Regions from separate parts of the Homo sapiens genome. Here region 2 is linked to region 1. A link is a loop called in an ENCODE intact Hi-C map of the cell type or tissue named here. Cell type or tissue: Calu3. All regions are shown on one strand. Each heading gives the region's core, and the rest is flanking DNA. Links, peaks and the distances in the headings are about the cores only.

Region 1 (16,129 bases), core at 8,130-16,129:
TTTGTGTCTCCAATTTCTCTTATCCCACTTGAATCCTTTCAATGATACTTTTCCCAGCCTTTGATCCATTAAAAGGATTCCTATCAAAGTCACCAAAGACCTTGACTATGAAGAAATCTGTGGCCACTTCTCAGAACTCACTTATGAGACCTATTAGCAACATTAAACAAAGCTGACCACCCTCCTAAAATACATTATTTTTCTTCCAGGAGACCACATTTCTTACTCTCTATAGATCCGTACTCTCTGGCTACTCAGTTTTCTGTGTCTGCTTCTCTTCATCTCCTGATCAACACTGGTGTGACACAGAGTGTGGTCTGTGAACACATTCCATTTAGTATCTCTGCTCCCTCTCCAGAGGATCTCATCTATTCTCTTTATGTATTATTTGCATGCTGATGAATTCCAAATCCACGTCTCTATCTTGGACCTCTGTTCTGATCTCCCCTTAATGTCTGAAGCCTCTTCAATTTAGCATGTCTAAAACTGAGATCATGATGATTCCTCTTTATCCCTCTGCCACATCCTATTCTCACAGCCTTCCCTGTCTTAGTAAAGAACAAGTCATCCTTCCATTCACCCTCATCTTGTATCTGTCACATCTCACACTGAGTCAACCCTTTTTTCCCTTCCCTTAGAAGACATCCAACATCCAGCTTAACTGCTACTATGTTGTCTGACTCATCATTAGGAAGTACCTAATTAGACTCCATCTCCACATTGTTTCCCTATAGTCCTTCAACATAGCAGCAAAAAGAATCTGCTATCTTTAAATAAGATCAGAAAAAAGGATCCTATTAAAATGTAAGCCAGATTAGGTAACTTTGGTCAAAACCCACTAATAGTTCCCTTTATAAGTCCATTAACAACCCGGTGTCTAGCTTTCTCTGGCCTCTCCTTTGGTAATGGAATGGCTCACTCCACTCCAGCCACACTGGCCTCTTTGCTGCTCTTCAAATGTGCCGGCAGAGTTCCTCCATCACAGGGTGGTCACCCTTACTGCTCCCTGTGCCTGGAATGCTTTTTCTTCTGATAACTCGGTGTCCCTTCATTTTCTTCAGGCCATTTCTCAAAAGTCATTTTTTTTTTTGAAACAGAGTCTCACTCTCCACCTAGGTTGGAGTGCAGTGGGTGACTTGGCTCACTGCAGCCTCCACCTTCCAGGTTCAAGTGATTCTCATGCCTCAGCCTCCTGAGTAGCTGGGATTTCAGGCATGCAATATGACACCTGGCTAATTTTTGTATTTTTAGTAGAGATGGGGTTTCACCATGTTGGCTAGGCTGCTCTCGAACTCCTGACCTCAAGTGATCTGCCTGCCTTGGCCTCCCAAAGTGATGGGATTACAGGCATGAGCTACCATACCCGGTCAAATGTCATCTTTTCAATGAACTCCTCCCTGACTCCCAACATTTCTTATCCCTGCTTCCTAGATTTATTTCTATGATGAGCATTTAATTGCTCTCTAACATACTATACAGTTGACTTATTTGCCTTGTACATTGTCTGCTCCCACTGGGGTTGACCACAGAGGCAGAGATTTTTTTCCCCTACTATTTCACTCACTGCTGTATGTCCAGAACCATGTCTGGCTCACAGAGGGTTCTAAGTAAATACTCCTTGAATGAATAAAAAAATGAATGATATGCTGCCATCTTCATTTGTAAATAAAAGACCTTGACATACTCAGACCAGGGGCACGTGTAAAGCTTGGGGCATTCTAGTCTTACAAGACAACGTAGGTACCTCTAAGGGAAGTGAACTAATTCATAAGATATTTTTCAGTCTTTATGCCTTGCTACACACCAAGAAAAATTTGGCAAATTTACTATTTTGTAATTTTTTAATATACCTGCCAGAGAGAAAGGGAAGCCTGCCCCCAAAGAAAAGGGTTTGAGTTAGCCATGCTCTTTGCCAACTGTGTTAGGTACTAAAGAGGAAGGCAGGTCACTTCAACAGGGAGAGAAACATTTAGGTCTACAGTGGCAGGAGCTTCACTGAACAAACCTCTCATAAACCCACTAACTGTGCCTCATAACAGGGGGGTGCGACAAGGTGGCACCAGGGAGATTTTACCAACAGTTGAAATGTTAAACTTCTCTCCTACTAGTTGGTAAAGAGCTGCCTCCAACCCCATCCCATTACTCTGATTCCTCCTCCAAAATTCTTCAGATTTCTCTATAATCCAGCAAGAAATGAGTTAAAGCCTGCCACCCAAACTCAGATTCTGTCTCAGAGTCACTGAAGTCAATTCTGACTAAATATTATGATCATCCTGACTGGGGTAGGCATGGGGGTGGATTCTCAATGGATGTTTGAAATAATTCAAAACAAGGGCCCGCTGCAACAAAAAGGTAAGAAAGAAGTGCACCAAGGAGTTGCCAGTATTTAAATATTGTTTTGAATAGAATATAAAGGTTAAATAGAAATCTTTCTACTGATAATGCCCTTCTGTTCTAAAACTTTCCCTTGATATCTTAAGAGTAACACATTTAGGAAACATCAGAAAAAAGGCCAAAAGTTCTCCCAAAAGAACATGGCCCTTCACTTTAAAAAAATAATTGTCTACAAATCAAAAGCAGTAGAAGATGTGATTTTATTTCTCGGATTTACTTCTGTAAAGCCCTATTAAAGCCATGCTCCACTCCTATGGCAGATCTAGTTTACCAGTAAGAATGCAACAGGTGATCAATAAGTGGTAGCTTAAAGCATGAAGCAACAAGAGCATTTGATTTTCCTCCCTAGTTCCATGTTTCCCTTGTTTCAACTGATTGCTTTCATGAGGTGTATAATAAAAATGTGTTCACCTTTAGGTCACATTCCTAATCTTTGTCACTTACTGGTCTTTTCCATGATAAAAGCAGCCATGACATGAATTTCTCAATGAGAGTATCTACTTGGGAGTTAGAGCTCTTATATTTTGGTTATAATAAAGCAGACAGTATAGAAATAAAAATGGAGGAATATACACAGACTCACAAATTTTTATGAGCCTATTCATAACTAAAGACAGAATAACCATAGACTCATATATTTCATTATTCAGGCTAGAGGTCTTAAAATAAGCTAGCTTTTTGTAAAACAGAGTATTTATATTTTTATGGATAAAGAATTTAAAATTTGTCAAAACAGACATATTTCAGTTTTATAAATGCTAAATTTTTTTCAACAGCATTTATGAAGATAACTGGGGGAAATGCATATTGAAAACACAAAGCCATGGACATCAGGGGAAGCATTTATTTTACAACCCTATTCTGTGACATTCACCACCCTTACCATGTTGTGCATGGGTATCATGATGGTAAATGGATATGCATTACTAAAGCTGAAATTTGAATTAAAGAGGCTAAGAAAAAAGACATTGGCTGGGTGCCGTGGCTCACGCCTGTAATCCCAGCACTTTGGGAAGCCAAGATAGGTAGAATATCTGAGGACAGGAATTTGAGACCAGCCTGACTAACATGGTGAAACCCCGTCTCTACTAAAAATACAGAAATTAGCCGGGTATGGTGGTGTGTGCCTGTAATCCCAGCTACTTGGGAGGCTGAGGCAGAAGAATCGCTTGAACCCGGGAAGTGGAGGTGCAGTAAGCCAAGATTGCGCCACTGCACTCCAGCCTAGGCAACAAGAGTGAAACTCCATCTCAAAATAAATAAATAAATAAATAAAAATAAAAAGACATTAGAGGAAAGTGAACATGATTGTCACTAATTGATACGACGTACAATTATGTGGTCTGTCATAACTGGAACTTACGCTGTTAATAATGGTTAAAACTTATTAAAGTTGAGGACAAAATGTAAATTTAACAACTGGTATAAGTCGTGCAAAGGCAAGAGTTTTGAAGAAATAAGAATAGTGAGTTTAGATAATAACCAACAGATTAATGAAGGACAGAAATGTAAATTTTCTTTTGAAATATGAGTAATATTCATATTAACATTCAAGGAAATAGCTTAATATATATATTTTTTGTTGTCATAAGACACAGAGGCAAGAGGTTTTATGAAGACTCTTGGAAAATAATTTCAATTATTTAAGAAATTGCCAAGGGAAGTTAAGATAATAAAAATCAAATAAAAATCAAATTGTGTGTTAACTAAAACATCACTCTTAACACAAAATGGAAGAACAACTGGGACTTGAGAAAGAGATGTTCTACATCTACTAAAAAACCTTCTCTTGGGGAGGCGCGGTAAAGTCTGCAGGAAAAGAAGGGACATTTAAGTTAGGAGACTTCGATATTTCTAAATAGACTGTAGCCAGGAAAGCACATGTATACACTGGGATTTACAGAGAATATACATATCTAACATGCAAGACTGGAGAGGCTCCAAACCCAGGAATGACTAATGCTAAAAGCAGCCTTACTAAACTGCCACAGCATTTAAGTAATATTTAAGTAATACACATCATGAATTTAGAATGCTGAAAAATTAAATTAAATTAAATTAAAAGGCTGGGAAGACCACTGATCCCTAAGCAGCAGCATTCTTTTTTTTTTTTTTTGGAGACGGAGTTTCGCTCTGTTGCCCAGGCTGGAGTACAGTGGTGCGATCTCAGCTCACTGCAACCTCCGCCTCCCGGGTTCAAGCAGTTCTCTGACTCAGCCTCCCGAGTAGCTGGGATTACAGGCAGCCACCACCATGCCTGGCTAATTTTTTGTATTTTTAGTAGAGATGGGGTTTCACCATCTTGGCCAGGCTGATCTTGAACTCCTGACCTTGTGATCCACCTGCCTCGGCCTCCCAAAGTGCTGAGATTATACGCGTGAGCCACTGTGCCCGGCCAGCAGCAGCATTCTTAAGCTGTATTTTCTTCTGTGCACTTTAGGAGTATGCTCCAAAGAGTCTCCCAATAGTTCTGCTCTTGCATTCATCAGAGCTAAACTACCCACTATTTCTGAATCTGAATTTGTCTAGTTGGAGAGAGGCTTACAGAGAGTTTGCAAGGTAGAAGGCGACCCACTACAATGATTCCCAAAGAAATGGGTTTTGGAGTCAATACAAGCGGTTGAACCAGGAAACATGCCATTTATTGTCTCTGTGACCTTCGGCCTCCTCATTCATGAAAAGGAAAAGTACTAGCACCTATGTCAAAAGGGGCTGGGATACTTAAATGAAATATTATATGTAAAATACATAGCACAGTGCCTAGCATACAATACATGCTTCATAACCATCAGCTGATATTATTACATGCAATTTGTCTGTTTTAAAGTACATGAAAGTGTTCTGCAAATAAAATAAGAATTATAGTTATACAGATGTTGGAGTAAAAAGCATAGGTAAAAGGAGGTATTTAAGATTGTACTCTCTGGTGACTGTGTTGGTAAGAGTCCTATTGGAATCAGTCTCAGTAATAATTAACCTTAAAACTCAACAGTGCCCAATGTTCAGGAACCAATGCTTAGTCTACTGTATAAACATTCATTGTGGGTCTAAAAATCTCCACCTTTGAGTCAACTCAGGTCTCTTCAACATACTTTAAAGGACTTTAATAAAAGTTAAATATTTAACACTACTTTGTTGAATCAGTGATGAATTCATGGATATGTATTATAGTACATACATTTGAAATGTCTCATAAGCAAATTTAATGTGAAAAATTAAAGAACCATTTATAACTGTCTTCAGCTTTTACTACCAACAAACATTTACTTTGTTCAAATTATGACTACATTTTAAAAAGTGGTAGAGATTAAAATTTATTAAGTCTAAAGGCTTTACAAAATGAGAAAACACAGAGGTTTCTACTTACTAGGGGAAACTGCTTTGGTTAATCATTAGAGATGTTCAATTATTTACTTTAGTTAGAGTCACTGATAAGTCTGCTTGCCATTAATGAAAACTGCACTTCTAACAGGAATGCACATCACTGAATTTTATGGTCTGTAAAAAGGAAAATACCACAAGGAGAAACAGAATCTACTAATGAAAGTGGCAAGGTCAGGTTGAAAACCATGCCAGATTGTTAATCCCCCAGAATTCACACCCAGATCAGAATTTCCTGATTCAAAATCCAACTAAATTTAGCTGAAGAAAATAGAATCAAACGGCATTCAAGAGATTTACTGAATACTTGCTCTGTACTAGTTATTAGATCACTTATTAATCATAGTTGAATTATAAAAAGTGGGTCATTGAAATTGACGTATCCTGGATTAAAGAGTTAAATGAAAGAATACATATGGAAAATAAAAACACTCAGGGGATAGAAACATAGAGGCTCAACTTCAATAATGTTAAATGTTTCTAATAGAATCTGTTGGTTCTGTTTATGATTTTCACAGGTGGAAAAGGGTGGGGTTAGTGGAGAGAATGTAAACAATCCCTTGAAATTGTCTTAAAACTCATGTTTTGTTTTTCAAGGGACAGACTCACATTATTCTTCTCCAACCTGGACATTCACAATAAACACTATTAAATAGTATAAAATATCTTATAAATTGACATTAATTTATGGTATTTGCTATTGTGTCCCAATAACTGAACTTTTCATATATCTGAGGGTCAAGTTTTAACTCTTAACTCTTGATGGAAGAATGTTAAAAAATTTTTACAACTTAGACAAGCAAGTCAATTTTAAAGTGTCATTATTATATATATTATTATTACACTATAATAAATGTAATTTAGAAGAATGAGGTCTTGTATTGAATTTGCAAAATAAGCTGTGAGTTTTTATCACAATTAAATCAGTTTTATGGTTGATGTGATAAAATTAGCTCAATCTCACAAGACACAAATAATGTATATAATGATGAGGAAAAAAATCACTAAATCCCAAATAAAAGTCGCCTCATAGAAGTTTTGGTGTCCACTGTTATATGTGTATCTTTTTACACCTGTATATACATGATGCACATAGATACACACACACACGTGCATGCAAATTTTGGCTTGTATTGTATGAAAGCATACTTGCCAGTTTCTTTGTTATATTATTGTGATTTGTAAAAATAAAATGTTATCTTTTGGTGGGGTGGGGGAAGTTTATTTCTGATGTCCTGTATCTCCCTGTGCTACATCCTTTTCCTCTTTGGATGGCACTTCCTCCACACTCCTGAAAATCTAGGGCTTATGCATTCTATTTTCTTATTCTCTATATAAACCTGTTTTAAGATTCTTCACTGATGGCATAGAAAATCTTAGCCTGCCTAGGTTTTGTAGATTAAGAAAAGTCATATAACATCAGAGTGAAGGGGTATAAGGAATAGAGGTGGCATGTCAGATCCCAGACAACTATAATAACGAGAGAAGAAATAGGTCAGCAGTACCAGGGCCTGGAGCTCTTACATCTACACTAGGCCAGCTATCACTATGTGGACAATTTTAATGCTGCTCCTACCAATCTGCTGAAATAAATATTATGAGAGGAAGCAATGAGGTTACAGCTAGGTTCACTTATATGTGATCTAAATACCACCACCAACAGTAACTTGTACCTTTTTGGTTAATAAAATTAAACCCATTCAGGGGATTCTGAGTGGCCAAGCTTGCCACTAGATTTCTCTTAAAGTCATCTACTTTAAAACTCATTATTAGTCAATGGTAACATGGTTACCATGGTTAACAAACTCATTAACCTAAGCATGTCGTCATCAAATATCAAGTCTTTTACCTCTTTTTAGTAATGCAATACCTATGCAATTGTGTTAACTTTTGTGTTACAGTCAGGAGTTTGGGAAGAAAGATGTCAGTCAATGTTTTATTTTGTTATTGTACTTTAAGTTTCTGAAATCCTCAGAGGAGTAATGCCAGGATTAGACACCGTCATCTCGTTAACGTTGATCAAACCAAAACAAGCACGTTCATCTGTTAGAGGCCAATTTTAAAAAATAGCAAAATAGCATAATTTTGTAATACTAGAGTTGGAAGAGACTTTGGGAAATTTAATTACACAATCTTATTCTACAGAGGAGAAAACTAAGTCATAGAGAAGTTCAGCAAAGGTGAAGGAAAAAAAATGACAACGGCAAAGAAGAAGATAATAGACCTATTAGTAGAATTCAGGAGTCTCTCTCTCAGGCCAGGTCAGGACTTCTTCTTTCCAGCCCTTGTCTAGGCACAATAGAAAGAAACACACACACACACACACACACACACATTAAAAAATCCCATGTTATTCCCCTGTAAGTTTTTTCCATTTGTCTTCCTGAGGCAATCCGTGCTTTCATCAACCCTATGATACTCTGATAAAGTATATAAACTAAGTCTTACTCATGATAATCCTCTGCATACAGCATTTAGTAAAAGCCCAATGATGAGGGTCTAGCTCAATGGTACATCTTGGATGAAAAAAAAAAAAAAAAAAACCAGGATGAACCACCAGAAAGCAGAGCTCAGGATCAAGTTTAAAAGACAGGGAATGGTGGTAACCATGATTCCCTGTGATCACAGTGATGAGGATAGAGGTGTTTTTAGCCACAGGGTAGGAGAATGTGAATAATCTAGAAGTTAACCGAGTTTAGGACCTATACCAGAGTGAAGCTACAGTCAATCAAACAAACTGGGGCCAACTCAGTTCATCCAGAAAGGCAATTAAGGCTGGGAGCAGGCTTATCCCAGGGACACCTTAAGGTTATCACTGTGGCTCCAGAAAAGAGGCCTGCTTCTATCTGCCCTGGCCTCTGTTAACACATGCTGGTTACCAGAGAAATGCAAATCTTCCCATGAGGTCACAAACATCACAGAGATAGAGAGGCTAAGTAAACTTCATACTGGTAAAGTAAGCCTCCTAACAGTAATTATTTTCAATACTATTTTATTAACTCAGCATGTTATTTTAGAGAGGTACGACTTTTTACATACTAATAGACAAGAATGAGAAATCCATATTAATTCCACAAATGACCTACTGCTCTTTGAATAATATATTTTTCCTTAAAGTTTAACAACTTATTAATTCCTCATAATTCATAGTTCTTTTAGGCTAAAACTGTCAGAAACCTAAAATGTAATGGCCCAGAGGGTTGTCATAAGGATTAAATAAGTAATGTTCTTAGAGCCTTGTCTGAAACATTAGTAAGCATTATATAAGCATTCACCATTGCTTTTGTTATTGTGATTATGACCCTTTGAAAATCTGATGAAAACTACAGTGGCAAAGTATGTATTATATCTAGGAAAGCCTTAAAAAGGGGAGCAGATTAAATATTATACTGTGTTGGTACATTTCTCTACTGAATGAAACCAGTCATATTTTTGGAAGTATAGACAGCTGTATTCTGTACAGCAAACTGCAAATGCCATGGTAACCACTGTTCCTAGGCAATTGTAGAATTATGCATGGTGGTCCACTTTCTATATAATAAATATAAGAGGAAAATGGAGGGGAAAATAAAATATAACAACCTGTGTAAAAATCTAAAAAGGGGGATGTTTCTTAAACATTGCAAATACATACTCTATTACAACAGAGGGTACAACCTTACATACTCTATGTAAAATAACTAGGATTAAAATTAAGTAAAATAGCAAAATATGTACCTGTACATTTCATAAGTATATGACAATACATCATCTTATCTGCTTATAAACCATGATATATATTAGAATATAAAATTGCATAAAAGATGAATAATGTAAAACATTTAAAAAATTAAGTCAGTTATTTTAAAACTAACACTCTAGGTATTAAATTTCACTTGCATAATACTAGATGGCAAAGAGTTTCCGTTTCTCAATAGTTGAGTGTTTGTCTGAAGCAGGATGCAAAATGAGATAAAATAAAATGCCCAGTGAAGATCATTTCTTACAGTGTTTCCAGCCACAATGTAATATCCCAGAGAAAATGATGTGCCATCCCCGTAGCCAGGAGAAAAATTGATTGCTGTTGTATATCCATCATTCCAAGCAGCAGTCACACCAAATGTGCCAAATGAAAAATTCTCCAAAAGGTTCTGTGAATTCTATGGGTCAAGATTACCAAATACTTTTCCCTGACTCTTCTTCCACTTATTCAAATGTAAAATCAGCTTATGAGGCTAATTTGTCAATAAGACCAGAACATCCTTTGGCCATTGATTTTATTAAATGTGCTCTTCATAAACTCTTGGTCAGCAGATACGGTGCAGAAACTAGATTTCTGAACTTAGATTTATCTGAGAATTCTAAGTCACTTTCAATTTAAGTCAATGTAATCGAATTTCTGACTTCCCATTTCACAAATGACAATCTTATCGTAAATAACTGTGTACATTTTATATAAGAATATATGTTATATGGTTCATATAAATAAAGCATGATCTATTATATGTCTTGTTGCACAAATGGCATTTCAAATCATCAGGAAAAATCATATTTAAAAAATGCTCAAAAACTACCAAGAAATACTGCCAGAAAATTTCTAATGGGAAAGTTTTCTTTTCAAATGAACATTTTCATAGAAGATGATATATTCACCTTCATAGGAAAAATGACATGAGACTTGAAATAATGTGAAAGAGGGTACATAGAAATTTAGGGATTTGAAAGGATACTGCAGCAATAATAGTAAAATATGTGTTCTTCAAAATGTATTCTTTAGATGGAAAAAATAATTTTAGATGCAGAAATATTCTAAGAAAGCTTGGGTTAAATCATTTGCTAACTTGGATCTTTGCTATCTCGGCTAACTTTGAATAGTCTTTGGAAACTGCACAGTTAGTTTGTCAAAATTAGCTCAGCAAATCAACAGCCTTTTATGTGAGCATTTTCAGTATAAGCTCTAAAAAAACACCATCCATATACTTTAATTTGCTAATATTGAGAAATATCTTAGAAGAATGAGGCAAATTATTAAATATAGACAGCCAAAAAATATAAAATAAATGTGGTTGACAAAATTTTTCCTAAGCTACAGATTTACTGACATCAGTAAACCTTGACTAAGGCAAACATAGTTTCTGTGGCTCTTAAAAGAACAAGAAAATGCATTAAAAACTCAAAATGAATAAAATTGCTAATTATAAATCCCTTTGTCATGTGTTACTGACATTTATCTCTCTAGCTTTATTTACCCGCATGAATAAGCATTTTCTACTTCTCATGCAATGTAACTATTTCCAATATTTTCTTTCTGCTTTATTAAAATGTGCTTTGGAGAAAAAAAATGGAAAAATTAGAATACTGTACTTCTGTCAAACAGCGCACCCTTGTGGTTTATTTTGTATCCTGAACAATAAAAATTAAATAAAAGTGTCTAAAATTCACATACTTAGAACCAATTTGGTCATACATATTTTTCTTCCAAGTTATGTTTTCCTCAACATGCTATCATTTTCAATCACTAAAAATAGTGATATTTTACATTTTCAAATTGAAAACTAAATTGTTAAAATAGATACAAACGTTTATAGTGATAATGACCATCTTTGATTTTAAATTTAAAACAAGCAAGCAGTGAAATAAGTATGATTCACTTGTACGTTCATATGTTTTGCTGAATTTCCTGAATATTTGCATCTGGCTATATAAACCACATTTTTACTATTTTAAAATTCATTATTATTTTTTAAAGACACAGTCTCACCCTGTCACCCAGGCCGGAGTGCAGTGGTGAGATCACAGCTCATTGCAGCTTTGAATTCCTGTGCTCAAGTGATCCTCCCACCTCAGCCTCCTGAGTAGCTGGGACTGCAGGCACACACCAACATGCCTGGCTGATTTATTTTATTTTATTATTTTTTGTAGAGGCAGGGGTCTTACTTTGTGGCCCAGGTTGGTCTTGAACTCCCGGCTTTTAAGTGATCCTCCTACCTCGGCCTCCCAAAGTGCTGGGATTATAGGCATGAGCCATCAAGCCTGGGCTATAAACAATTTTAATTCAAGGATCAATTATATTTATATGCATTATGCAATGTACAGTATAGTTTAGTTGGACCTTAAGTTTTCAATATAACCTTATCTAAATTCTGGCTTTTCTATAAAAGCTTAAGAAATATATTGCTAAAAATTACATGGTCCAATTACCATAAAAGTAAATGTAAGCAATCTTTAAGTTAACCACGTACTTCTGAAAATTTACCAGATATATGAATGACATACTAAAATTTTACGATATAAGTGTGACACATTCTCATTGTATATACTATACCTGGCTATGAAAGCAGTGATTAATGTTTACTTATCAATTCTCTTGAACACCTACCATGTTACAGAATTTTGCTGGAGAACACAATTCCTGCCTTCTGGGTGGGGAAAAGAAAAAGGTAAAATTTAACAATGCTGCAAGCATTAAGCCATAATACAACCCTAAAGTTTATCTTTAGAGGATGAGGTAAGTAAGTCATGTTATACCCATCAATTTAATATTATTCAATCCTTCGAAAAGGGAAGCCCTTTATGAACTGCTAAGAATATCCAGAATAAATAATTCCATACCAAGAAGTAAAGTATAACATGCATGTAGTATATGGCCACCTGAGGAAAAAAAATATTTAGCATGAATATTGGTTTTAATATGCATACATTATCTCTGGAAAGACACACAAGAAACTGTTAACAGTGGTTGCCTCTGGGCAGGAGAACTTGGTGGGGGATAGGGAAGGAGAATTTTTACTGTATTCCTCTTTTTATCTTTAGAATAACATATAAAACCTATACATAATGCAAATTAAGAGAAAATAAAAAGGGACAAGAGGAACAAATTCAGAGAAGGTAAAGATTATTCTGCGCTGGCATCTTCAGAAAACTCTCCATGAATCTGATAAAAGAATGGACATCCTTTGGATGGGTAAGTAGAAATGAAGAAGATGGAAGTGGGGCCATTCCATTCTGAAAAGATACAGAACACAGGATTTTTGCATCAGCAACAATAAGTCAAATCTTCTGGTTAGAGATAGAAGTATCCTATCCTATCAATGAGGAGGCATTAAAAAGTTTAAAAGTAAAATTGTAATCATTCTGTAGAGGATCTTGGATGCCCAGAAAAATGACAACAAGCTATGCAAAATTTCTGAACTGAGAAGTGATAATTAAGAAATACAAATGCAGCAGCTTGCCACGTTGAGAATTTCAAAGACACATTAAGTACTGGTTTTCTCTTTATACTCTGTCCTGGATTTCTCTACAAAAGATGTCAGCAGAGGGAATAAAAGACATCATGAAGGGAGACTGAATGAAGGATTTGTCTCTAATTAGATGTAAAAAGAAAAAAAAACAAAGATGAACTTGAGCTTTTCAGTCTGGTGAAAAACAATGATTCGGATCTTAAATACGTCTTCCAGGTAGTCATGAGTCAATAGCAACTGTGAATTCAAATTGCAACTGGAAGAATACCGAGACTGGAATTACGAAGTTGATGTACAGTTTCCTAGGGCTGCCCTAACAAATTACTGTGACTGGGTGGCTAAAAACAACACAAATGTATTCTTCCACAGTTCTGAAATACAGAAATCTGAAATCAAGGTGTTGGCGGAGTCATGCTCCCTTTGAAGGCATTAGGGAGAACCCTCCCTTGCCTCTTCCAGCTTCCACTGACTCCTGGTAATGGTTCGCTGTGGCAGCATAATGCCAATTTCTGCCTGTCTTCACACGACCTTCTCTGTGTCTCTCTGCCTGTGTGTCTCCTCTTCTTATAAGGATACCTGCCACTGGATTTGAGCCCACCTCAAATCCAATATGAGTTCATTTCTAGATCCTTAAGTACATCTGCAAAAATTCTATTTCTAAATAAGGTCAGAATCACAGGTTTTGGAAGGGTTAGAGCTCAGACATACCTTTTGCAAGGAACATATTCAAACCACTACAGTTGAGAACCATCAGCCCACAAACTCAAAAAAGAAGAGATGTCTTCTCTGAATAAGTGCAGAAATATAGACCAAGACCATGGATTTAGTACCTCCAAATTTAGAAAATGAATAAAAGAAACAGTGACAAGAAAAAAAAAATAGAAGAGGGCTGAGATATAAGAAGAGGTTCAAGACCAAGGAAGAAAAAGACAAATCAAGACCAAGGGGGTAATTAACCACATCAAATATATCAAGAAGTTAGTTGCAGAGATGCCTAGGAAGGTATGAATTTTTGTGTGCACTACAGCTTTATCACTAAGAATTTTTGCAATGAATAAATAAAAAATGGTTCTTCAGCTTCTCTAGGGAAAGACAAATAAGTCTGGGTCCTACTGAACAATACATCAAAGAACTATCCAGATGTCCAGATCAAAAGAAAAAATAATTAGAAAATTGTATAAAGATGTGTAGTTTGCCAAAGGCAACATACTAAAAAAAAAAAGATTACTTAACACAGGGGCAGCAACTGGTCACAGAGCAGAGGGAGAGAATCAAAAGAAATAGCTTTCAGTGAGGTCACTGGTGGCACAGCCCAGAATTTTAAGAAACAGACTATTAGAAAGACAACATAGACCTCTTGGGGAGCCAAGTACAAAGGAAGTTTACTGAAATAGATTGGATGAGGACAGCTGGAATAAAGATTTGTGAGCATGGGCTAAAGTATATTTCTATATATATTAATATATGCAAAAAGGTAGCTACTCAAGAGTATAATTTACACTCTTCTATGATACAACAACCCTAAAAATGCTACTTCTTATTGTGAATAAATTTAAAAGGGCTACAAGCACAAAATAAAGTCTTTGGGACCCTGACTTGACCCCTGCTTACCATGCTTAATTTCAGTCTCTGTTTCTTGCTCATGTCCAGGCAAGCCATCGTGTTCACATTCCTGCGTCTCTTAACAGGGTTCCTTGGCCTAATGCACTCCCACACATATTTTAAGAGTGAACTCAAGAATCATCTCTCCGTGAAGATTCTCCCAACTCTCAAGCAGTTACCCTGCAAATTCTTTGTCAGTATGTGACTCTATAACTTGACAAAAACATTATCCTCCTGATTTGTGAGATTGGATGAGATTTTATAAGATGAGATTTTATACCACAAATACTAAATTAGACAAGAAAGTCTTCATAGAAATAAGAAACTTAATAGATAATTTTCCAAGTACTGAGGTTAAGCATTTTCAAAATTCATTTCTATCTCTTTGAGTTGCATGTATGATAGCCTATAAACTACATTTTAAAACTATGGTTAATTTTTTTTAAGTAAAGGAAGCACAGAAATGTGTACCAGGTGCTTGGGAAGAGTTAATTTACTTTAGCATTGCATTTACTAAGCCCCCAAGGGGGAAACAAAATCTTTCAACTAGACACAAGAAAACTTCTCAGTGTCTCAATTATCTCCAAATAAAATCTGCTCTCAAAGTTACTTAAATCATTCTTTCTGATTACCAGCAACAATATATACAGTCTCATCTTCAATCATATATACCTAAAAATTCATTTATTTTTCACATGGATAAAGCAAGGAATATGCAGATTGTTTAGTCATGAAAAGTAGTTTGCAAATGGATCTCCACAAAATGGCAAACTCAGGGAAAATTTGAGATTAAAGGTGTGTAATAGTAAGAAACTTTGAGAAAAAGGTACACATAGAACTGTGCTTTGAAGATAAGGGTGCATAAAGGTAACTGTGATATATTCTATATAAAAAGGCTCATTTTCTTTTTTCACTGTGGAGTATCTATGTACTAGGTAGATACCAGGCTATTCCCTGGAGAATCTGAGTCAGGTCAAGAAAATACGTGTGGTTAGAAACCCATGAACACAACTCAAAGACTGTGTTACTGTATAAAAAAGAACTATTCAAAAATAAAGACTGTATTTCCATTCCTATTACATGCACCTAGCAAGAGCCCCTAGTTAGGCCTTAGTAAACCAAGACTTTAGGTTTTCAGATTTTTTTTTGCTTGAATATGAAAGTTACTTAAAATGGACATTTATCCTTTACTGCATCACAGACCTGTATGTACATAGAAGATCTATTCCTAGTACCAATCTTAGAATGAGCTATTCATCTTATTACATATTAGTAACTGTTACTAATTACCAACTGTTATAGGACTACTTCTTACTAGTCTACCTAGAAAAGATGTTAGGTAAGAGGAAAAATAAATGGTACACTGCCTCATCCAAAAAAACAAAATAGAAAACAAAACTACACACCTTATCTGTCTCATCCACGCTCATGGATTTCACTATACAAGAAGCAGGCCTCTCCTGGATGTGTGCAAGGTCTTGGGGGACACTCTGAGATGCTGGCATCGGGGGCAGTGGAGCCCGCCTCTTCTT
Region 2 (16,129 bases), core at 3,980-11,979, 120 kb before region 1:
ATCTCGGCTCACTGCAAGCTCCGCCTCCCGGGTTCACGCCATTCTCCCGCCTCAGCCTTCCAAGTAGCTGGGACTACAGGTGCCTATCATCACGCCAGGTTAATTTTTTGTATTTTTAGTAGAGACAGGGTTTCACCATGTTAGCCAAGATGGTCTCGATCTCCTGACCTTGTGATCCGCCTGCCTCAACCTCCCAAAGTGCTGGGATTACAGGCGTGAGCCACCATGCCCAGCGAGTCATGGGTATGTCTTTATCAGCAGTGTGAAAACTGACTAATACACCCAGTGAAACCTTTGGGAACCACCCTAAACAAGCCAGCTCTGACATGGAGGCCCTACCTCTTGGGCACCACCAGGCTGGGATCCAAGTCTGTGGCCAGCATCAGCCACTAGACACATAGTATTCATATGGCCTTCCTCTTCATTGTCTGACATTCATGTGCATGGAAACCTACTCACAATCTAAAAAACTGAAAGAAGAGAATCATGACTAATGACATTGTAAGACTTCTCTCTCTGCTTACTTTGTATGTGCTCCACATAGAGTAAAGCACTCTATCATACCAACAATTTTTTTCAAATGTGGAAATACTCCTCAGTTTATGAAAGTTGTTCTACATAACCACCTCCATGTCTCTTATTTCCTTTTAATATTGCTCTGCTTTTCTCAAAGCATTTCAACTCTGCCTCCATGCCCTTACCTTTCTGATCAGTTATTCCCATCTTTGTCATTCCCCATGATAAGCCTTTTGTTTAATCAACATGTAGTTGCAAGTGTGCAAAAACCCATCCTAAATTATGAGTTAATACAAATTACTTTATGTTACATAGCGGTCTGTACTTCTTAAAGTGCTTTCCTGTAAAGGCACCAAGAAACCATTAAGCCAAAAGGCAAAGCAAATAGAATATGCTTATAATAAACCTATAACTACAATTATTTATATTTACATAAGTAAGTACATGGGGATGTATAAAAGACATTAATGGAGGCAAATCCCTGTAGGTATTGAGGGAGGTGACACGTGCTGATAAATATGAGAACAGGAGCAAGACTTTTCAGTGAATAATTTTAATGTATTTTAAATATTATTAAACTATATATACATTCTGACTACTAAAAAAATAAAATCAAGTAAATAAATGAATGAATATGTTTTCATAGGATTTAAAGATTCAAGATGGCAAGCTGGAATTGAGAATGAATTGGAACTCTTAACAGTATATAAATAAAAGACAATTTTAAAATGCCTTGAGCAAAAAATGACTAGAATTCTATATTCAGCAAAAGTATTTCTGAGTTGTAAACTTAATATAAAGGCATTTTCAGACCAATAAAGACTCAGAAAAATTACTCCTCCTTCCCCCAGTTAGGTACACCACCACAAAAAGAGGAAAAGGAAGAAATCATGAGACCCTGGAAACAGGGAATCCAATACAGGAGAGAGAAAAAAGGAATTCCCAGAACAAAGGCAAAGCAAAATCCCAAGGTGAGGACAGTACCGTGGCAGCCCTAGAGAGCAACGTCTCTCGGCAGGGGCAGAACAGAGGCAGAAGAATGGAAATTTCCAGGAGGGATGCCTTCAGGTGAAGGACAGAACTAACAGAGTCCCTGCACAGTTGGCCACTTGGAAGTTTATGTTAAGACTGTTTTACGTTTCTTGGGAGAGGAGAATAAATTTGGAAATAGAATCAAAGAAAATGAAGCAAATGGAACAACAAAGCAATTATTAACTACAGGAAAAACAGAATGTTTTCACAACAAAAGAGCATAATCATAACACATTATGCAGTACTGAATGATATTTACATAGTCATATTAACAGAATTAACAAAAAATTTTGATGTGACCATATTGTCAGTAGGGGAGAAGGGGAGTCTATTCAAAAACTAAAAATCTTCAGCTTCCATCAGTAGATAGCATCTAAAGTATCCTGTTACAGTCTGTCTAATAAAAAAAAAAAGTCTATCTTGTGCTGACTCACAACACAGTAGATGAATATTGATGAAAACCCTCTGCTCAACAAAAAAAAGGGTTACCTCCTTTGGCAGTATTTGCCCTGGATGCAGGAAGACAAAAGAGGCTTTCCCTCATTTTTATAAGACTTATTTCTGGACTACTTAAGCAAGCATTATTTTGAAACAAAATAATTTGATGCATCCACATGGCTATTTTCATATTTAATCTTCATGATACTCTGTGAGATAAATGGAATGGCTATCATATGTATATTACTGATGAAGAAACATGTAAAGTGTCTGTTGATGACTGTCAAAGCCATGCGTAGAGTTACGTTTCTGGCCTCTTCCTCCAGGATGCTTTCCCCTATATTCTGTCTTATAAAGTACAGAGGTTGTATGTAATTATTTACTCAGAAATTTTTAAATAATGCTCATTATCTACCACAGGTGCACAGAGAACTTTGGACTCACCCATAACTTGACAAGCTCCAGGGTGTTAATGGAAGTCGCCACATTTAAGAGCAGAAAGATGTAATCCATTTCTTCCTAAACCTCTTCATAAGTGATTCTATGGCTAGACATTTTTTACCATAAGTATCGTGTACACATTTTAACTTACCCACTAAATATTTTCCTTTAAACTTTTATAACAAAAGGAAATTGACAAAAATAAAAACAGCATTTCAAGAAGAGGCAAAGAAAAGTGTATCCCTGTAGTTCTTCAAGGTCAGACTTTACAGTAAACATCAAAGTCTGTTTCTGCCATAACTCAGCTAAAGGTTCTTCATGAAAATGGTTTTGCCCTTTAACAGACAATATTAGACCCTGGTTTTGCCCTTTAAATCAGACAATATTAGACCCATTAATAGGTCCATGTCTGTTTCATTCACCAGTGCCCAGCTCAGTATCTGTATTTAGAGGGAAGAAAACATGTGTTTATTAGATAAATCAAAGGAAGAATAAAATAATCCAGATGATCAAATACTTGAGAGCATGCAAAGGATTTTGCAATAAACCAATGTTTATGTAGTCAAATGGACATTAAGAATTTTCAGTTTGGTAAGCCTACTCATGCTTTCATCCAACTTTTTAAAGGTTTACTGTGCCAAAGGCTCAGCGCTAACAATGGGTAAGACACAATCCCTATTCTCAACAATCTGAGTGTCTAGTGGCAGACAAAAGCAGATATAAAAAACTATTGGGGCACAGATGTTATACATGCTATGAAAACAAACAAACACAATGGACACAGTGAGGCCTAAGGAGTATGTGATTTGTTTTTCTTGAGGACATTAGGAAATGCTATCTAGGAAAAGGGGTAATTCACTCTGGGACAGCAAACTAAGCCTGACGGGGAAGTAAGATGTGGAGTAGGATGAAACAGAGGCCAGGGGAAGGCTATCAGGAGTCAGATCACAGAGGGTTTTGTAAGAAACAGTAAAGAGCTTAGGTTCTATTCTACAGGCAGTGGGGAGCCATTCAAGAATTAATGTCATTAAGATGTCCCTCAGCTATGACTTTCATAGATGAATATCAGGTTCAGATTTGAGTTTTTATAGACAGCACTCTAGCAATAACAGAAGAAGAAGAGACGGGTATGATCTGGCAGAACAGTTGGTGGCACTTAGAGACTATTGCAATAGTGCAGAAATAAGATCATGAATCTAATTAGAATTTGCTCAATGGGACCAGACCCAGAGGCTCAAGCCTGTAATCCCAGCACTTTGGGAGGCCAAGGCGGGCGAATGACAAGATCAGGAGATCGAGACCATCCTGGCCAACATGGTGAAACCCTGTCTCTACTAAAAATACAAAAACTAGCTGTGCTTGGTGGCATGCGCCTGTAGTCCCAGCCACTCGGAAGGCTGAGGCAGGAGAATCGCTTGAACCCAGGAGGCAGAGGTTGCAGCGAACCGAGATTGCACCGCTGCACTCCAGCCTGATGACAGAGGGAGACTCCGTCAAAAACAAAGAGATAGAAACACAGACTGAATTCTATATTTGTACTTAAACGTGAACCCCCAACTTAGAATATACTGTAGGCATTCTGCTTAACATACAATCACAAATAAGTCTTTCCCAAACACAAGTGACCATACAGTGATAGAAGTAACATAACCAGCTACTTTTTAAATACGTAACAGAAATGAACCAAGCATCAATAAAGCAGTAAGGGTTGTTTTGTCTTTTGAAATATTGTTCCTAAAATATTTGTGCACCAAGGAAAATCAGAGCAATCCTGAACCCTAACATGAGAAACAAGTAATTATCCCTCAAGTCATTAAGATGCCAGCTTTCTCAAAAATAAAGGACAGAGAGAGAAAGGACTAAAAACCAAAGTCCTTTTTAAAAAGTTTCCTTACATGTTATTCTAATCTTATTTTAAAATTACTATGTAGGATTCTCTCATAGCTGTGTTTTCCCTCTTGATGACTTGAGGAATTACTTAAAGTACATTTGGTCTAAGAAGATAAAAATAGCAAATAGTTTAGAATGGCTACAGTAAAATACTGATAAATACACAAAGAAAACATTTTGTGGAATAATATGTTCTTCAACTTGGGACTTGTTAGCATCTTATTTTTACACTTCAAATCAGGCTCAAGCAAACAATAAACTCAAACATTACCTTGAACTTTTTCACCACAATTTTTGTCTTATCCTTGGGGAAAGCTGGAACCGTCACTCACTGTGCAAATGATTCTGTTTGAGTAAAGAACTATAGTTCATTTGTCATCAAAAAACCAGCTTTAAAAAAAAAATGATTCCTAGATCTAGTCTTTAATCCTTGAAATAATCTACAAAACCTTCATTTATTTAATCTAACTCTAAGGAACGGAAGGATTAAATGTCAGATATCCTATTTATGACTAGTTAATTGACCACATCAATCCATAACATTACACAGTTCCACTGTTTGGTTGTATCCCAAGAAGAAAATTCCTCAGCATCATGAATATCAGTGAAAGTGAATTCAGTGAAACACGATCAGTAAAAGTGAAAAATAAAGCTAAAAGAGAAAATCAACAGCAAAATTTGACTTTATAACCTCACATACACTTACCATATACAATATACAAACTAGAAACACAGGCAATGTGCAAGGATTTACAGGATGTCAAAATAATTTTCAGTGCATTTCACCCTCTTTCATAGTGCAGATATATATTAATAAAAAGAAGCTGTAGCTATAATATTTAATTTGCACAATAAATACTGCTAAGCATTTCAAAATTATGTGATAGGGATTATAAAGAAAAATTAGATGTAGCCCCTCCTTTCAAATGCCTATAATCTAGTAGGAACACTTACAATTTGTCTTATTTATACAAGCAACAAAGATACAGAGCAATGCCACTCACTTTCCCTAAATCTAAAAATAAACTGAGGAATTTAATTAACTATACTAGCTAACAATTCTCGAACCATTAAAGAAGCTGGGTTGATTTTAAGAAAAATAAGACAATGGGTAGAGAAGAAGAAAGGCAGGGAGAAAAAGAATGGAGGGAGGGATGCAAGGACAGGAGGAGGAGGAGAGGGAGACAGAAGGAAGAAAGGAGTGAGAGAGAGGAAGAAGGAGGAGGAGAAGTGGGAGGAGACAAGGAAAGAGAAGCAAAAAATAAAAACACTTTCTTAGTTTTAGAAACAGGAACATAGGGAAAAATGGAAATACTTCATCCTGTTCTCTAATGAGTTTCAAAATTGATACCTTGGAAAGAGGAAGCTGTTGGGCAGATAGAAAGGAAAGCAAGTAAACCAGTCCCTAGGATACTTAAAATAGGGAGCGGAGGGGAATCACCAAGAGCTGACTTGAACTAAGAAATTTAACCAACAAGAAGTCCTGAACCATGCTGTTTCTTCACCAAGCAGAGGACATTCTCTCACTGCATTGAGACCCTAGAACCTTCTCTCCCTTCATCCTGAAGCCTAAGAAGACATCTTCTGCAAGCTGGTCCTGAGAGCAAGATATACGGTGCTATCCTCCATTGCTCAACAAACAGGAAGTCCTTCTGCCAAAGCCAAATAAAGGGAAGGGTTGGACTGATGGGTCCGTAGATAACAAGTTGGCATTCAGAAAGCATTTCCTCAAAGAAATCTGATAATTATGGTGATAACTTCAAGTACTATACTTTAGGTATGTTAGGTATTAAATTGAATTTTGAATAGCATTGTTTCTATGGGAAAATGCATTCCAAGCTCCCAAATTTACCACAGAATTTTTGGCATACAAATTGCCTAAATGTTGTGATTGTTTACATATGATAGCATACATCTGTGCACATGATTATTTTTCTAGTATCTTTTACTATATTTGAATGTTAAATTAAATGTACAATTACACTGGAATGTAACTTTTTATAATCGTTTACATAGGACAAAATTGTTGGGCAGGGTATTCCTGGAACCTGGTATTTTTGAGACTGCAAAGTTCTTTCTGGCATGGTAGGAGGTCTTCAGGTGTCTCTAGGCTATATTTATTGGTCTTCGCTTACTAGTTTTAAAGTAAAAAATTCAACGATCTTACAGGATGTTCTAAAGGCAAGGGCAACAAAGTCAGATAAGAGTCCTAACAGTGACCATAGCCATCTAGATGACCTTGAGCATGCCACTTCATCTCTCTGGAAAACAGTTTTTCCCTATAAATGGATGTGGTTAAATAAGATGTTCTCCAAGTTTCCTTCCAGTTGCCACCATCTACTTTTCTCTCCAGAACTTAGCCTGTGTTATGGATCTCTTATTATCACACTAACAAACTGCTCCAAAACAGTGTCTTAAAACAATAACGCTTACGTTACATCTCATGACTTTGTGGAATTGGAGAGAAGGGTTTATCTAGGCAATTCTTCTGTTCTACATGGTGTCAGTGAAGGTCACTTTCCCTAAAAGGCACGCAGCTGGTGTAGGAGCTAGTCTAGACCATCCAACCTTGCTTTACCATCGTGTCTAAAACCTTGGCAGAGATGGCTGAAAAGATGGGAGCAGCTGAATCTACACATGGCTTCTCCAGCACGGTGCCTCGATATAGTCAGAGAGGGCTCAGATAAGGTAGCTCAGGGTTCCCAAAGAGAGTATTCTAAGAAACAGGAAATGGAATCAAAGCCAATCAAAGCCTTGGACCAGAAATGGTCACACTATCACTGCCAAAGTATCGTATGGGTAAAATAATCAGAGCCTTCCAAGAGGATAGGACATAGATTTCCTCTCTCAATGAGAAATGTAGTAAAGAATTTACAACCATCTTTAATCCACCACAGACTATATCTAGGAACTGACACCAGCAGTGACACTCATTACTCTATCCAATGTTTCATAGCAGAAACTGAAGAGATAAAAAAGAATAAGGAACAGTCGCTACCTTCAGAAAACTTCACAGTTTGACAAAAAGAATGACAAAGTAGGCAGTGCTTTTCTGATTAACCAAGCTCAAGTTTATTTATTCTACTGTAACTAATAGAGAATTGATAGAAGCATATATGGGAAAATGCTACCTAAAAAGAACAAGTTTTAAAGAAAGTATTTGCATATGCACTAAGTCTGGAAGGAAGGAGGAAAAATAGCATATTATGATGTGAATGACATATATCTTCAATTCTCAGGCAAAACACTATAAAATATTACACAACAAATCATCTGTAGAAGATATCTGTCTGTTGTAGATTTATAATCAACTAGCACTTTTGCATATCAGAATCTTAATTCTTATGACTAAAAAAGAAAAGACCCAACATAGAAGAGATGCTACTTAGAGCCACTGTTTATAATGTAATGCGAAAACACGAAGAAACCAGAATAATTTGAATACATGTCTAAATTATTAACTTATAAAAACTTCACATGATCCTTACTTAAATAAGTTTCAGCAAGTCATATTTCTTTAATAGTCTAAATTAAATTGATAATGCAACCTAGAATAATTCAAACTAAAACAATCAGGTCACAGGTTCCTTGTGTCATTTAAAGCATGCACCCTCTGCTGTATGGATTTGGAACTATCCACAGACAAAACATATTTAAACAGCGCCCCCCTGTGTGATCTACTTCAGCAACCACTTTAGGAGTCATAGAGAAAGGGCAATTCCCGTTGCCATAGAGGTTGTTTGTTAAACAATAAATATACTTTAATTTTAAAAGCAATGCAATTTAAAATTCAAGCAATTTCTAATACCTTTGAGATGAAGCAAACAGATGTAGACAATGGTTATCCTTTAAAAAATTATAGAACTTCACATATATAAAGCATGTGGATGTATGAGTAATAGCTCCTCCTGTATTGATTGACCACTCCTTCTGTAGGAGAAATGTCATTATTTCAAACCCTGATTCAATCAGATTATATCAGGGTTTCTTCAAAAGTGGTATAGAGTCAAGCTGCCCCAGAATTATAAGAATCTCCCGGCAGGTACTTGTTAAAGGTTTTAATGTTTCAGCCTATGGAAATAGAGTGTCCAAGGATGAGACCCAGGGATCTGCACTTGTATCAAATACTCTAAGCATGTGATATGCCCACTGGGGTTTGAGAATTGCCATCCTAAAGCATTACATGTAAAACAACTTTTCTAAGATGGAAGGATAATTATATTGACAAGTAAAATAAAGATTTATTAATTTCTTTTTTTAAATGGAATTTAATTCAATCTCTAAATACTTAAATCATTTTTGATTCCATGCTTTTAAGACCCAGTATTCTCTGCACTGATATTTATAGCCCCACATTTATTATAATGATGAGTATTTGGCTTGCTAATAGTGACCACACAACAGCAGGACCAGTCCATTGCCAAATCTCTACCGTCTCTGCAAGTGACCTGGGTTCTTTCCAATGGAAAAAAAAAAGGTTGAGAAAATACATTCCTCTCCACTTCATCTACTTTGTCCAATTGTTCTCTAGGCCACAGGGCAGAATTTTTACTGACTTAAATCTCAGTTAAATCCCAGACAAGGATCTGTCAATGAAAGTTAATTTTAACACCCCAGAGTACAGCTAAACTCTTTCAGTAAGAATACATCCTGATCTTAGAATGATCCAATTTCCCTAGCAGTTTCTGAAAGTCATTCAAAATCTTATAAATTGAAAATAATAATAATAATAATAACGACAATGATTTCTGACATTTTCTGAAACAATAATACAAAGGATTTTTGATATTTCATAAAGGCAGTATACCGATACCATAAGAAAAACACTATGGAGGTAGAGGGAGATCAGAACATATTAAGGTTGGTTTCATGGGTGGTGTAAAGGACAACTCTTTTTATTGTTTTCACTATATAAACATCTACAATACTGAAAGCACAGAGAAGGTATTTTGAACGTAGTTTCTAAATAGAATTCTACCTGTGAATTTTGTGTTAGATAGGCAGGGCTGGGATTGAAATCTGAAAATCTGGGTTCAAGTCCTGGCTCTCTCAGGCATAATCTGTATATTTAACCCTTGATCTTTGACCCTGTGTTTTTCCATCTGCAAAACTAGGACAAAACTAAGGATTCCATTTATTACATTCAGATATTAAAAGAATAAAAATAACATATTTGAAATTATCTTAGAAACTGTGTCATCATTAATATAAAGGTACGATATATGCACCCTTATAAGCCAGTGAAAGAGAAAATAAATCACACTACTTTACAACTGCAGACCTTCACAATTCAGGATACAATCTTAACAGTTTTGAAGAACTGTTTTTCCCAAAGAAGTAAAAAATATTTTTATATTTAAATTTTGTTTAATTATTATAATTTTACATATCTAGAAATAAACTAATCAAGTCCAAGGTAACATTCAGTGAAAGGAAACTTTATATAAATCTAAAACCGGTTCTGCTCCCTTCAGGCACACTGGTTATACCATGTAAGAGTAATGTATCAGAGACGCCCACCTTTGGAATTCTACTCTGCAATATTATCCATAGTATAGGCCTGGCCTATTTATAAAACAAAACACTTTTTGTGTGTCTCCAAATGTATTTTTAAATTTAAAAAAAAAAAAAGGAAAGGAGGGAAGGGAAGAGAAGGGAAGAGAAGGGAAGGGAAGGGAAGGGAGGGGAGGGGAAGGGAGATTAGGAGTCTGCAAACCTTGCCTCTGCCACTTCCTATCTCTGTAATTTTAATCAAGTAATACAGTCTTTCTTTTAACTCTTGAATGAAGACACTAACATCTTCTATACCTATGAACATATAAGGAAATGATGAGAGAGATGATTACTGAAATTACCAAAATTCAATAATATCTTGACATGCTGGAATAATAGGTCAAAATTGAGATTTACATAGGGATGGAGACAATATCCTGAAAAAAATGTGCAATTATTTTTTTCCTTACAATTACAGACAAACTTGGTTTACACGTACTTCATAAGAAAGCATTATAAAAGGATTTTATTGATTATAAGCTAATGAGCTCACTATCATTGAAAATGCTCAAGAGGAGATTATACAGATGATCATCTAACAAAGATTTTAAAAATGAATCCTACTCTAGGTGAGAGTGTTATCTGAAACTTCAGTTCATTCAGCAAGTATATACAGAAGACTTAGTATGTGCCCGGCACAAGGCTAGAATCCAGAATCCAAGCCAACTGATCCCTATTGCCCCCAGAGATTCCTGGATTGTGGAACACTAATAATGTAATGTAATTGACCTGGTAGATTATCCCTAAGCAGGGCACCTAACATATATCTATTATGGGAAGAGAAGACTCTTGCAGCTGAGTCTTCAAAGATATGTTATTTGAAGCTAGCTATTTAAAGATTAAGGAAAAGAGATATGCAGGAAGATTGAACATCTATCTCATGTAAAGACCAAAGTCAGGTAAGAAAAAGAAAGACATTGTACAAAACTAAAAAAAAATTAAGTGTGGTCAAAGCACAGAGTATGAGATGGAAAGGATTAGAGGCATGATTAGAGAGGTGGTCCAGCTGTATAGTACCTCAGGGTCCCATTTAAATCAGTATCTGAAGAGTGAGGGGTATTCATGGAATGGTTTTAGGAGTAAGATAATTTGATTAGCCATTTAGCATTATTGCTTCCACCTATGAAAAGGGGAACTTAATACATGATGAAAAAATGTTAAAAAGCTTTGGGAAAAGAAAAGATGATTAATAAGTGGTGCTAGTATGAATGGATGGTCATTGGATAAAAAATCAAATTCCTATCCTAAAAAAATAAATTGTGCTATGTCAAAAACCCAAGTGTGTAAAGTAAAACATAAAAATGACTACATGAGGCCGGGTGCGGTGGCTCACACCAGTAATCCTAGCACTTTAGGAGGCTGAGGCAGGAGGATCACCTGAGGTCAGGAGTTCGAGACCAGCCTGGCCAACATAGTGAAACCCCGTCTCTGCTAAAAATACAAAAATTAGCTGGGTGTGGTGGTGGGCACCTGTAATCCCAGCTACTCTGGAGTCTGAGGCAGGAGAGTCACTTGAACCTGGAGGCAGAGGTTGCAGTGAGCCAAGGTCGAGCCACTGCAATCTAACCTGGGTGACAGAGTGAGACACCACCTCAAAAAAAAAATATATATATATTAACTCGACGAAAAAATATTCAGGACAGAGAGGGAAAAATTCTTAAATAAGACACACAAAAGTACAAAACTAGATTTAACTAAATTAAAACAAAAATATTCTGTATCATAAGAAACACTATAAACAAAGTTAAAGCAAGTCACAATTACTGAGAAAAGATAATTGCAATGTTTACAGTTGCAAAAAGATAGCTATCAATACCATATAAAGGATTCTTACAAGTCATTTTAAAAAATGCAAACAATGCAACAGAATAATACAGGTAATTCACAAAGAAGAAGTAAGAATGGACAGAAGCAAATAAAAAGATGCTCAACCTTACAAATAATCAAGGTAATGCAAATGAACACAGTAATTAAATCTCATTACACTCACCACATTGGCAAAAACTTTAAATTCTGAAAATACCAGCTGTTGATGAGAAAGTGTGGAAATGGAGACGCATATAGTGCTGGTGGGCACAACCACTTTGGAGAGCAATTTGGCAATACCTAGTAGAACTGAACATGCACCTGTCTACAGCCAAGCAATTCTACTTCTAAATACATACAATAGAGAAACCCTTGCACACAGGCACAAGAATGTATATTATAGTGTGGTCTTTAATGATGGAAATTGAGAAATTCTCAGTTTTCTTCAATGGGTAAACAAAAAATTGTGGTACATGCATACAATGAAATAAAATTAAAATAAGTGATTTATATTTATTCATATGGATTAATCAAAAATGTCAAACGAAAACAAGTTGCAGAGATAGACATACAATATATTTTTAAATAAATCATTAGGACACATTATAGTATTATATGTGTAAAGGCATAAAAACATGGAAAGAAAGGATACTCACCAACCTCAGAACAGTGTTTCCCTCACAGCAGGAAAAAGGGGAAATAAAATGGGATTGAGAACAAAGACACAAAGCAGAAGCAATCATGTATGAACAATCTCTTCTTTCTTAAAAAAAAAAAAAGTTAGTTCTCTAACTGTTTGGAATTACTTCACGGTGAGAATCCTAGTATTACATTCAACAACATGGATAAACTTCCAAAACAGGCTGAGTGAAAGAAACCAGATGCAAAAGGTCACATACTATATGATTCCATTTTAATGAAATATCCATAATAGGTAAATCCATACAAACAGAATGCAGATTTGTGGTTGCGAGGGGCCGAGACGGAGAAGAGAATGGAGAATGTCTATTCAATGGGTATAGAATTTTCTTTGGGGGCAATGAAAATGTTTTGAAACTAGACAAAGGAGATGGTGGTACAACACTGTGGATGCACTTATGTCAGTAAATTGTAAATGCCAGTAAATTGTAGATTTGGGAATGGCTAATTTTATGCTTAATGAATTTTATCTCCTTAATAAAAACATGTAAGCATACAACACCTCTAGGAGTAGAAAACTACTAAAAATAGAGTACCAGTGAGGAGAGTCTCAAAGTAATTATGTAAGAGATGATTTGACCTGAGCTGTTGCAATAGCAGAGAAGTTTTGAAAAGTGGATAAATCCAAGAGTTGTTCTTCCCAAAGGACTTGGTACCCAACTGGATGAGGAGAGAGAAATAAAGAGGAGCCAAAGAAGAGCTAAGATATCTTATTTTCTAGTACAGGAAGAGTATATTCTATTTCCAGGGAAGGAAAACATGAGAGAAGAAGCAAGTTTAAGAGGAAGAGTATTCACTTGTTTTGGAATCTGCTGAGTTTGAGATGTCTATGGACCGTATAAATGAAGATATCCAACAGGCAGCCCAGTATACAGATCTAGCCTAGACTTACATGCACACTGCAATTGAGGCCGTGGAGGTAGATGAGATCATCCTGGCAGTAAAATGAAAACAAGAAGTTCTAGGACAAAACCCTAAGGAATACCAACACTCAAATCCTACAACAGAACCTTTAAGAGGCAGAAGTCAAGAAAGTATTTCAAGAAGGAAAAAGTAGTCAAAATGTCTAAAACTGCTCAGACATCAACACAAAGACTCAAAAGTAGGTCTTCAGGAATAAGGTGGTCTTCAGAGACTTTAGTTGAGAGCTATTTCCTGCCAAGCTGCAGAAAAGTAAAGTAGGAAAATAGTTCAAATGTTTAAAACCCAATATCTTTACTGGTAGTGATATAGATACCAATAAAATCAGAGAAGCTCTAGAAAGGACTATGGCTAAAGAATAAAGAGATATCCAACCCTCATGAGAGTCACAAGGAGCCACTTCCCACAGAAATGAAAACTACACTAGCACTTCTCAAATGTTTCCACCAGAGATACCCAACATGCAAAAGAAAGTAATTGTACAGCCTTTGCCATCTCAGGGTAAGAATATCTGAGGCGTATAATTTGTTCTTAAAAATTCATGCACATTATGTATTCTACTCATAAATACAGGAGTGTTTATTTTAATATAAGAATGTTTTTCCCATATTTTCAATTAAAGTTAACGTTCCAAAAAGGTGTTCCATGTTTATCATGCAACTTCCCATATGGCCCTCCCACAATCCCCACACATCCCATATGCATATATGCATCTTATACTCCCACTTTGAGAAATATGGAGGAGGTCCATCATTCCACAAGAGTGATTGCCCCTAGAAATCCCTTTTAGAAATCATTTGCCACGACACAATACCCATAAGCCCCTACATGATGTGTAATCATTTCTTCTTTCAATTTTTCTTAAAATTACATCCTTCAACTTTAAAAGTATGTTTCAGATATCATGGAACTTGGCGGGTAAATCTGTATTGAAGAGACTTTCATTACGACTCCTCTTTGTCTTTCTTGACTAAAGAGTCAATTAATTTATAAAGTACTTTATACATGGAGGTTGACCCAATACCTTTAAATATTTAGTCATTTTTCTCTGAACCTCTTCTATATCTTTCCCAAGGTGCAGGCATGGTTTTGTAAAGGGCCCCTTAGGCTTCTGGGACAAAGGCAGATTTCGCCTAAATGAGGTCATTAAAACAAAACATCAAGTTCCCAGTGCCCTAAGATTCCAAGCCAATGACCTACAGAGTGTTCCAGCTGATCTTAATTTCCTTGGCACAGCACAGTAAGACTACTGTAATATAATGCAAAATAGCTCTAAAGAGAAACTAGATACTGGCTAGAGTCTTGCCAATACACAGTTAAATAATACCAAAGTAGCCCTTTCATCTGAATACTGTGTTTCACACGCATATGTCACCCTTCCCAGGAATGAAAGTAATCTTCCACTGTGAATGTGGGTTGATTGAAAAGCTTTTACTGGACTCAGCCCTATAAAGTATGCATGCTTTTTAACTGGCATACATGGGCTGCTAAGACTGAAAATGCTTACAAGGGAACCAAAGAGACAAAGAACAGAACCCATTCTGACCAAGGGTAATCCAAATTTAGAATGTGCTTATAGTGGTAAATCAATACTCAAACATTTATCCTGACCAGGCTCTTTTTTAACATCAAACAATATCAGACTCTTCCTGGAAAATAAACTAAATTTCACTTTTCAAAGTTTCTTTACACATTTGATATCATTTATATTAAAATATCAGTACGTTTCCAAATATTCTCTCCCTTAATAACAATGACTTCCCAGCTCTTTATCCATTCATTTCTCCATTTATTTATTCTTTCATTCAGCAAAAATTTACTGAGGGCCTGTGAAGTGCTAGGCATAATTCTACATGCTAGAGATTGAATAAATAAAGCTTACTCAATTAACAAATAGTTCCTGTCTTCACAGAGCTTATGTTCTACTGGGAAAAGGCAGTAGATGAATCCATATATATGTGAACATAACACATGTCAGATAATAATAAATGCTAGTTAGAAAAATTAATCTGAGCGAGGGAGAAGAGGAAGCACACAGGTGGTGGAAGGCAATGTTAATCTTTGAACTCCATCAGAGCTAAAATAATCTTTAATAATCTGTTAACCAGCAAATCAGTTAAGGACCTCATATAATACAACTGAAAATGACAAATTAGAAACCATCTGACTTGATAAAGATTTGTCACCCAGATTCATTCATTTTATCAATTTCTGGATAGTTTCAACAAAGCTTTACCATCAACAAAGCTTTACCATTAGCCATTAATGATTTTTTACCCTTCAACTTAAATGTACTTTGTTCAAATTAATACACTCGGAAAATGTGTTAATTTTATCATACCTTGGCCAAACCAAAAGTACGAGGCTTCTGCATGATTGCTTTCCAATTTTTTTCCTAAGATGCTTTTGTCTTATAATGTGTCTTATATATATGTTCATCAAAAGTTTAAGGCTTCAGATTTAGTTTCTAAAGAAAAATGTCAGCCATATAATTGGAAAGTTAATCCTCACTCTCAAAAGCAATTGGCCAAATCAGACTTATATTTTATCAAATAAAGCCCAACTTTACTTTTCAATTCAAATTAGTTACATTTTGGCCAGGCACAGTGGCTCACACCTGTAATCCCAGTACTTTGGGAGGCCGAGGCGGGCAGATCAACTGAGGTCAGGAGTTCAAGACCAGCCTGGCCAACATGATGAAACACCATCTCTACTAAAAATGCAAAAATTAGCCAGGTGTGGCGGCGAGTGCCCATAATCCCAGCTACTCAGGAGGCTGAGGCAGGAGAATCGCTTGAACCCAGGAGGTGGAGGTCGTAGTGAGCTGAGATCA

The links. A loop is a pair of places that touch in the nucleus more often than their neighbours do. Peaks named below come from ENCODE experiments on the same cell type or tissue, not always from the same donor. Only the 100,000 strongest peaks of a DNase experiment are listed, where the experiment ranks them.
Region 2: it touches region 1 in a loop (2.7-fold over the local background); 3 of 110 quality-filtered maps call a loop at or near these places.

Annotation. Positions count from the first base shown.
Region 1 is chr2:164,706,072-164,722,200 of GRCh38, forward strand. COBLL1 (cordon-bleu WH2 repeat protein like 1) reads right to left here. Exons shown (of 14, transcript NM_001365672.2): 7 at 16,004-16,129. Among named protein-coding and RNA genes, the nearest start is that of SNORA70F, 26 kb to the left of the region's middle. RefSeq lists an enhancer at 5,713-5,857 and a cis regulatory region at 5,778-5,791. In Calu3, for the core only: a CTCF peak has its summit at 11,138; a DNase peak (open chromatin) is centred at 11,150.
Region 2 is chr2:164,592,199-164,608,327 of GRCh38, forward strand. All of the region lies in intron 2 of GRB14 (growth factor receptor bound protein 14), which reads right to left. Among named protein-coding and RNA genes, the nearest start is that of GRB14, 21 kb to the right of the region's middle. In Calu3, for the core only: a CTCF peak has its summit at 7,977; a DNase peak (open chromatin) is centred at 7,963.